3 separate regions of the Homo sapiens genome follow, and all the other regions are linked to region 3. Evidence: chromatin contacts called from ENCODE Hi-C data. All regions are on one chromosome and are shown on one strand. The core of a region is the stretch at or near the end of the contact, and the rest is flanking DNA. Distances in the headings are between cores, read along the strand shown. Region 1 holds the start of CCP110 (centriolar coiled-coil protein 110). Region 2 holds the start of RPS15A (ribosomal protein S15a). Region 3 holds the start of CPPED1 (calcineurin like phosphoesterase domain containing 1).

What was found. Hi-C counts contacts between places; a loop is a spot of excess contacts on that map. Pooled maps may share reads with other maps.
Region 1: a map of CD8-positive, alpha-beta T cell shows a loop between it and region 3 (23-fold over the local background). The contact joins the promoter of CCP110 here to the promoter of CPPED1 in region 3. A Hi-C loop is called at or near these places in 1 of 168 maps with a recorded cell type or tissue (CD8-positive, alpha-beta T cell), 2 of 37 single-sample maps with no recorded cell type and 6 of 50 pooled maps.
Region 2: a map of naive thymus-derived CD4-positive, alpha-beta T cell shows a loop between it and region 3 (34-fold over the local background). The contact joins the promoter of RPS15A here to the promoter of CPPED1 in region 3. A Hi-C loop is called at or near these places in 1 of 168 maps with a recorded cell type or tissue (naive thymus-derived CD4-positive, alpha-beta T cell), 1 of 37 single-sample maps with no recorded cell type and 6 of 50 pooled maps.

The regions. Positions count from the first base shown.
Region 1 is chr16:19,522,409-19,525,191 of GRCh38, forward strand. CCP110 (centriolar coiled-coil protein 110) reads left to right here and starts at 1,534. Exons shown (of 14, transcript NM_001323572.2): 1 at 1,534-1,680.
Region 2 is chr16:18,788,932-18,791,631 of GRCh38, forward strand. It overlaps RPS15A (ribosomal protein S15a), which reads right to left and starts at 1,403. Exons shown (of 5, transcript NM_001019.5): 1 at 1,313-1,403; 2 at 50-187. The coding sequence starts at 182. RefSeq lists enhancers at 356-1,073, 1,011-1,640.
Region 3 is chr16:12,802,498-12,805,197 of GRCh38, forward strand. CPPED1 (calcineurin like phosphoesterase domain containing 1) reads right to left here and starts at 1,390. Exons shown (of 4, transcript NM_018340.3): 1 at 1,210-1,390. The coding sequence starts at 1,279. RefSeq lists an enhancer at 972-1,341 and a silencer at 1,422-1,471.

The sequences.
Region 1 (2,783 bases), core at 284-2,783, 6.7 Mb after region 3:
ATGCTTAGACTATCAATTCAATTCAATTCAATTCAGTTCAGTTCAGTTCAATTCAAGATGTGCCAAATACCGGTCCAGGTGCTCCGGACACAGTTGAACAGGACCTACAGGGTTTTTGCTCTTATGGGATTCACATTCTTGTGGGAGGAAATAAAAGTTAGCAAGTACACCTAACGTTTACAGAGCACTTACCATGTCCCAGGTACTTGACGAGCAAACACTTTATATGCTTATCTCATTCTCAATACAGCCTAACAGTTACTATCAGGAGACTGATTTCAATCGACTTTATTTTCCAGATTCTGGGGGACTGGAAGAGCCTAGCAAAGAAGGCACAATCGGATTATAAAACTGGAAGGGGTTTTAAGGATTCCCTTATTTCATAGATGCGGAAACTGAGGATAGGTGAATTAAGCAGTTAATGGCAGGGTGGGGACTGACATAAAGGCCTCCCCAGTGATTTGTGACATTTTCACTCCTCCTCCCCCTAATCTTACTTCTGCTAAGGGCTTTTGTACCAGGCACTGTACAGGAGTTACCTCAACTGTGCCTCACAACCACCCTTGTGATAGGCACTTTTAAAACCCCCATTTTACATATGCAAAAACAGGCACTGGAAGGAGGGTAAGAGAGATAGACCATGAAGCCGAGTTAGGGAGTGAAAAGGGGCCCCTGGACATATTTTGGAGGGCTGGTAACATTTTTATGTAGAGAACTTTGCAAAAATATTCAGGGATTTTTCTGTTACCTTTTTTTCCTTTAGTGCATTTTCCCACTGATTTGCAAAAGGGGATAGATGTCTTAAGCCTTCCAGTTGGCATCTAGGATTCAGCCTTTTTTTTTTTTTCTTTCAGACAGTCTCACTCTATCGCCCAGGTTGGAATGCAGTGGTGCAATCATGGCTCACTGCAACGTCGACCTCCTGGGCTCAAGCGATCTTCCGACCTCAGCCTCCCGAGTAGCTGGGATCACAGGCTCGCGCCACCCCACCCGGCTAACGTTTAAAATTTTTGTAGAGATGCCGTCTCCCTTTGTTGCCCAGGCTGATCTCGAACTCCTGGGCTCAAGCGATCCTTCCGCCTCGGCTTCCAAAATGTTGGAATTATAGGCGTAAGCCATCACGCCCGGTGGGTTCAGCAAGTTTTTACCTACAAGAAAATATTTTGGTGAATGTTACATGTTTTCTAACGGCTGCATAGAAAGGGGTTATCTTTATACAGATAAGAAAAAAATGGCAACTTCAAGGAACACTTCAGGGGGCTTCAGACCCTGAGGGGTGTTCCTATTCTACTAAATAAGTAAATTTATTAATAAATTCTAGTCTCTAGCTTGCAAGGAAGACTACGTTTCCCGGCGTGCAGCGTGCTGGCCGTAAGCATTACGTCCTCCATCGCGGGCGCGCAATGCACCTCGGGGATGGTAGTGTTCTGGTGGCCCAACGGTTTTAACAGCCCGGGAATCAACCACCGGAAGTGCCGGCCCTGAGAGGTGGAGTCGGGGTGGCAGCGGCGGCGGTTGCCAGGAGCCCGCGTTGCAGCCTGAGATCCGTAATATGGCGGGGAGGAGGAGGAGAAGGCGGCGGCGGACCGAGCTGCGCTCTGTCAGTACCATTTGAGCCATTCGCTTCCTGACAAGGCCCGTGGCGAGGGGAGAGGAGCTGAAGGGGCCGTGGGGGATCAGGTGTGTGCATGAGGAGGGGGCTTGAGCCTTGACGGGTCCGGGCTGAGAGGTGGTCTGGCGAGGCGAAATTGGCGCCCTGAGAAGCTGAGGGCGGGCTCTGTGCTGGGCTCCCGGGCCTCGAGCCCCCTGGAAAGGCGCCGGCTGTTGGGAGGCGGGACCCCGGGGGCAGCCAGCACCGGGCGCTGAGGTGATGCTCCGATGCTGGCCCCGCCTGGAGGGCCCTCGGTTTGGAGTCTTAAATCGGAGGAGCTGGAGGAGGTGGGCATGGGGCGCTGGGGAGAGGGCAGGGGGCCGTCCCTGGTGAATAAAACTCGGGCCAGAGCCGGAGAACCCCATCGTGGTGATCAAATTGTTTGGGCCGTTTTTCTTCTCCCTCCCACGGTGCTGGAGAGGGAGGCTTCCCCGGGGTGTGCATTGGCCATTTATGAGCCCCTGTTTCCACAACCAAGGCCCTAGGAGCGCTGCTTACTTCGCCTTTGCCACTCTGGGGCATAAACTTGAGGATAATAAAGTAATCGATTGCCCCTGGAGCTGCTAGATGGTTCCCACCCTTTGATTCTATTCTGGTTACGATCCAAGCTCCCTACCCCCAGTTTAGGCAAATGGCAGCCATCTCGAGATTGATTTGACGGGGAGAGGTCTAGGGACAGGGAAATGAGGAAGCCGTTGTCCCCTTTTCTATATTTTTCAGTTTCATTTGAAACCTACGGGGAACCAAGCACTGTCGCTGCCCTCCAGGAATTCATACTCTACTGCTAAAAATCGTCATCATCATTATCCTCTTAATAAGAAAAGCAGTCCCCATTATTTGTTGCTTTCTGCGTGTTCTGCACTACGTTAATTGCCCTACATGCATTAGCTCATTGAATTCTTACAACATTCCTTTGAGACGGATACCGTGATCATCCCTCTTTTACAGAGGACGAAACAGGTGTGGGGATGGTAACTGGCTTGCCAAGAACTTGCAGCTAGTACGCATCTGAATAAGAAATCTTCCCCTTTACCGCTTTTACAAGAAGTTTGCGTCTTTGGCGGAACTGATGGGCAAAGAAACACTAGGTTCTGCAAAAAAAAAGCAGGATCTGTTCTGTGTTACTTTTACC
Region 2 (2,700 bases), core at 153-2,652, 6.0 Mb after region 3:
CTTAGAGAGTCTCACATGAAAACATAAAACACAGCGGCAGCAGACTTACCATGCTTCATCATCACAGTGAGAAACCGGACGATGACTTTGGAGCACGGCCTAATAAGCACCTGGCGTTTGCCTCTCTTTTCGGCATTGTTGATACTCTTGAGAGCATCTGCCAGGACATTCATGCGCACCATTGTGGCTGTTCAAGGAAGACAAAACAGGAGGTTTTACTGGCATTGCCAACATCAACAGACACCAACCATTACACTGCGGAAGTATCCTTTCCTTTCTGGCCCCACCTTGGCGAAGTTTTCTCAAGTCTAAGCAGGCTGCTTCTCCATTTCCCACCACCCAGGAAAATTCCTATTTACTACGGTTGTTGAAAACAGGTTATCGGGACGTCAGCCTGCACATTTTGAAACTCATTCATTCACTAACCACTCTTCTTCGAATCGTGCCACACACCAACGTCTGGAGATAATAAAATGTGGGACAAAATCCACTTGACACAAGACAACGTGAGAACTGGCAGAAACTGCCAGCTACCGGAAGGAAAACATCGGGTATAGTCGATCAGTGATTCAGAACAGAAGCAGAGTATCATCGGCAACATTTTCCAAATTGCTGAAAATCAGCAGATTCCATACTATTAACATTGTACTTTAAATCAGTTCACTCTCACCTACAATGAACACATCTAACTATTAAACATCCATCTTCGTGCCATTTAAAATTGCGTCCAACAGCAAGAGCCACAGTGGCAAACAGAAACATTTTACATGCTTGTCAGACTGGACTCTCTTCTAATGGGCAAGAACCGCACACTACACTGAAGTTTTGAAAGACCAAAGTGCCAATAGTAAAGAGTAGAACTTAAATTCCTTAAGTTCAAAAGTGTCTAAAGAAAAACTCTGCGGCCCAGAAGATCCAAGTTGGCACCCAGCAAACTGCCAACCCCGGCACGATGCAGCTTTTACCTGCTGGGTGGCCTCAGCCTCCCAAGCTCCCAGCGCGGCCGCAGCAGTGAGAAGCTGCACGGCCCACCAGCCCCGATGTTGCCCGCCGCCCGGGGCCAAGGCGCTGCCTCAGCACTAAAGGGAGATCCAGACGCTGCGGCCCGAACCGGAGCTACCGCCTAGCTGGGCAGTCGAAGGCTCCGGCTCCCGCCCGCGCTGCGGCCTGCACCCCACGGACCGGGATCCCCTGAGTGCACAGTCTGGGGCGCCCAGCCATGGCTCTCCTCTATGCCTGTCCAGGAACCGGCAAGGCCAGGATCCTCGGCCAAGGTGGGGACCAGCCTCCTCGCAGGACACCGAGACCGAACCTTAGATTGCAGGATGGCGCCGATGGCAGACGGATGAAATTGGAGCTCTCAGAGAGTGCTACTCACCGGCGCGGAAAGATGGCGGAAAGAGGACGGGAGGGGAGAGCGCACGGAGTTATGGGAAGCGGGAGAGCTATCGCGAGACTTTCAAAGGCCCGGCAAAAACAAGGACCGCCTAGGAGAAGGACGAGGGTGAGGGAAAGGCGGAGCCTCCTCAGGGGTTGGCAGTTGAGAGTCGATGGAATCGACCTCCCCCGGTGGGGCCTGGGAGAGGCAAGGTGAGCCGTTCGTTGGAGGTTCGTCTACATTTTTTTTTTTTTTTTGAGACAGTTTCGCTCTTGTAGCCCAGACTGGAGTGCAGTGGCGTGATCTCGGCTCACTGCAACCTGCGCCTCCCGGGTTCAAGTGATTCTCCTGCCTCAGCCTCCTGAGTAGCTGGAACTACAGAGATGCGCCACCACGCCCGGCTAATTTTTGTATTTTTAGTAGAGACGAGGTTTCCCCAAGTTGGCGAAGATGTTCTTGATCTCCTGACCTTGCGATCCGCCCGCCTCGGCCTCCGAAAGTGCTGGGATTACAGGCGGGAGCCACCGCGCGGGCCTTAATTTTTATTTTAGTTTACTTTTGATAAGGAGTCTCGCTCTGTCGCCCAGGCTGGAGTCCAGTGGCGCGATCTTGGCGCACTGCAGCCTCCGCCTCCCGGGTTCAAGCGGTTCTCCTGCCCCAGCCTCCAGAGTACCTGGGATTACAGGCGCCCGCCATCACACCCGGCTAATTTTTGTATTTTTAGTAGAGACGGGGTTTCACCATGTTGGCCAGGCTCGTCTCAAACCCCTGACATCAAGTGATCTGCCCACCTCGGCCTCCCAAAGTGTTGGGATTACAGGCGTGAGCCACCACACCCGGCTAAAAATTTTTTTTTAATTAAAAAGTTAAGTTCAGACAAAAGTCACCCAACAGTTGTTTACTGAGCACCCATGTACCAGACGCTAGCAAGGCCCTGGGGTACGAGGTGCCCACACAGGCACCATTTAGCCAGTTCTGTCCCTGCCGGTTCTTCCAGCTTCGTCCTCTCTCACACGTCAATGCCCCTGCTCATTCGTTGCATTTCCTCTTCCCTCTAGCATGGTACCTGGATATTTGCTAAATAAAACTTAAACCTTTTATTTTTGTTCTTTTTTAAAATTTTTCCTAGACAGGGTCCTGCTCTGTTGCCCAGGCTAGAGTGCAGGGGTACACTCAGCTCAATGCAACCTCAAACTCATGGACTCCAGTGAACCTCCTGCCCAGGTCTCCCAAAGTGGTGGGATTACAGGTAGGGTACCTTATAGACATCTAAGGACCACACAGGGTACTTCATTAATCAGATTCATAAATCCAATCATAAA
Region 3 (2,700 bases), core at 140-2,639:
GGCTGAGGCAGGAGAATCGCTTGAACCCGGGAGGCGGAGGTTACAGTGAGCCAAGATCGTGCCACTGCACTCCAGCCTGGGCAATAAAGCAAGACTCCGCCTTAAATGAATAAATAAGGTTTTACCATAGAATTACCGGAGAAACCTACTTTAGATAAGGTAGCAGGTAAAGTCTCTGAGGAAGTGAATGAACTTTAAAATGAGGTGTGACGGTTGAGAGAGCCAGGCTCACCAACCCTGCTAAAGAAGCAGAAAACAGCAAGCGCCAAGACCCTCAGGGAAAGAACGGCCTTGGCCCTTTTAAATGCAGTTCAAACAAGGGCAACAACAAAACCTGTTGCAGAACTGGGCAAGAGAGAGAATGACAACCCTGAAGGAAGTGGACACAAGCCTGATCATATAGGGCATTTAGGGTGACTTCCCTGGGGGTATAAAGCTGGTGAGAGCCTGGGAGGCGATCTGGCTGCAGGCAGCAAAAAGCCACAGAGGGGAATCAACAAACCAGAAACAAACCTCCCTCTTTACTTAGCACCTAGCATGCGTCCAACACCGGGTTACAAAAATACTTTTGATCTGTTTACGCTTCCAACAACCCTATGAGGCAGGTATTATCAAACCCATTTTTAAGGCAAAGCAGATAATCTAAATCCAAAATCCAAGCACTTCACTACGACTCTCGAATGCCCTCCCTCTCTACTGCTCTGATGGGGCAGTGTTACCATTTCGGTGAATGACTTAAATAAACGTCATTATGGAGTACAGAATACATAACGGTGAACAACCTTAATAAAACCGACACCCTCTAACATGCACCGAACGCTTATCCAGTAACACCCACAAGTATTCCCGTTTCACAGATGTGGAAGCTGAGGCCAAGATGCTAATGCACAGCTTGGAAACCAGGTCTCGCTGCAGAGTCCAAGCTGTCATTAACTATGCTTTGCTACCCTCCTCTTACTTCCCTTCTCTGGGGGAAGTTAGGTCAAGGCCAAGGAGGCTCCTAGACCAGATCGCTCTCTCGGCCTCGCCTCTCAACTGCGCCCCTGGAATCCCTAAGAGCAGGCTTTGATGCAGCTATGGCGGCTCCCAGGCCCCGGTGCAGCCCCGGATGGTGTCCGACTGGCGGAGCGCACACCTGAACAAAAGGTTCCCCCGGCGGAAGGTTCCGCAGCCCCAGAGTCCCCTCCCCGGGTGAGGGGCGGGCAGTACCTGCGGGAAACGCGGCCAGGGTCCTGCCCCTGGCTCTGTGGAAAACACCCCCCGCCTCTGCAGCCGACATGGCGAGCGAGTTTCTGGCCTTCACTTAGAACACTGCGTGGGTGGAAGCCGCGCGACTTCACACAGAACAACCGCTGGACCTGTCCCGCTTTGGGCGACGCCCTTTGATCTCGGGGCGGGACTGGGGCGGGACGGGGAGGGGCCCGGTGGCTCGGGGCGCCACTAGTGCTGCCTGGGCGGAGCGGAGGCGCCAGCGGCCCCTCTGGGATCGACCTGCGCGCCTGGCGAGTGGAGACTGTCTAGGGCACGCGTGGGCGGGGATAAGGCTTTGGGGTCAGTCCTTCCCTAAAGGCAGAGTTACTAGATTTAACAAGTAAAAATGCAGGACTCCCGGTTAAATTGGAATTTCAGATTTTTTTTTTTAAAGAATGACTGACTTGGTATAAATATGTCCTATGCAGTATTTGGGAGCTACTTACGTTAAATTTTTTTTTCATTATCTGAAATTCCAATTGAACTGGGCGTCCTAATTTTTTTAAATTTTTCTCTTTTTGCAGGTTTGAATGGAAGCGTCCTGATTTTTTTTTATCTGACAACTCTATCATAAAGTCAGAAGGAGCCACTGGGGTGGCTTACGCCTGTAACCCCAGCTCTTTGGGAGGCCAAGGAGGGAGGATCGCTTGAGTCCAGGTGTTGGAGACCAGCCTGGGCAACACGGCGAGAGACCTTGCCAATACAAAAAAAAAAAAAAAAAAGATGAAAAGGTGGACGTCTTGGAAGACTGTCTCAGCCTGAACTTCCCAGTGGCTGCCACCATCTTTCTGTTATTATCTTTGCTTGCTATGCACCAGGCAGGGCGCTAAGCACTTTGCACGCTGCTCACTTAATCCCCACTACAGCCCTAGGAGGTGGTGCTGTTATTAGCTGCATCCGTCATTTGGGGAAACTGACGCTCAGAGAGATGAACGAACTTGCACAAGGTGACACACATCTAGAGAGGTAGTAAAGCTGCGAGTAACCAAATTAGTGTCTCTTCAACTCAAGAGCCATTGTAGTGAACTACTTAGCCAGCATTTGTCAAACGTGTTGAAAATACAAATTCCAGAATGGACCTATTGAATCCAAATCTCTATGAAAATGATCTGTGTTTTGTTGTTGTTGTTGTTGTTTTGAGACAGGGTCTCACTCTGGTTGCCTAGGCTGGAGTGCAGTGGCACAATCTCTGCAGTCTCGATCTCCTGGGCTCAGGTGATTCTCCCACCTCAGCCTCCTAAGTGGCTGGCACTATTGGCGTGCGCCACCATGCCTGGCTAATACTTTGTATTTTTAGTAGAGACGAGTTTGACTATGTTGCCCAGGCTGATCTGGAACTCCTGAGCTCAAGCAATCCACCCACCCGGGCCTCCTAGAGTGCTAGGATTACAGGCATGAGCCACAGTGCCTGGCCTGAAAATGATCTGTTTTTAACAAGCACTGCAGGGG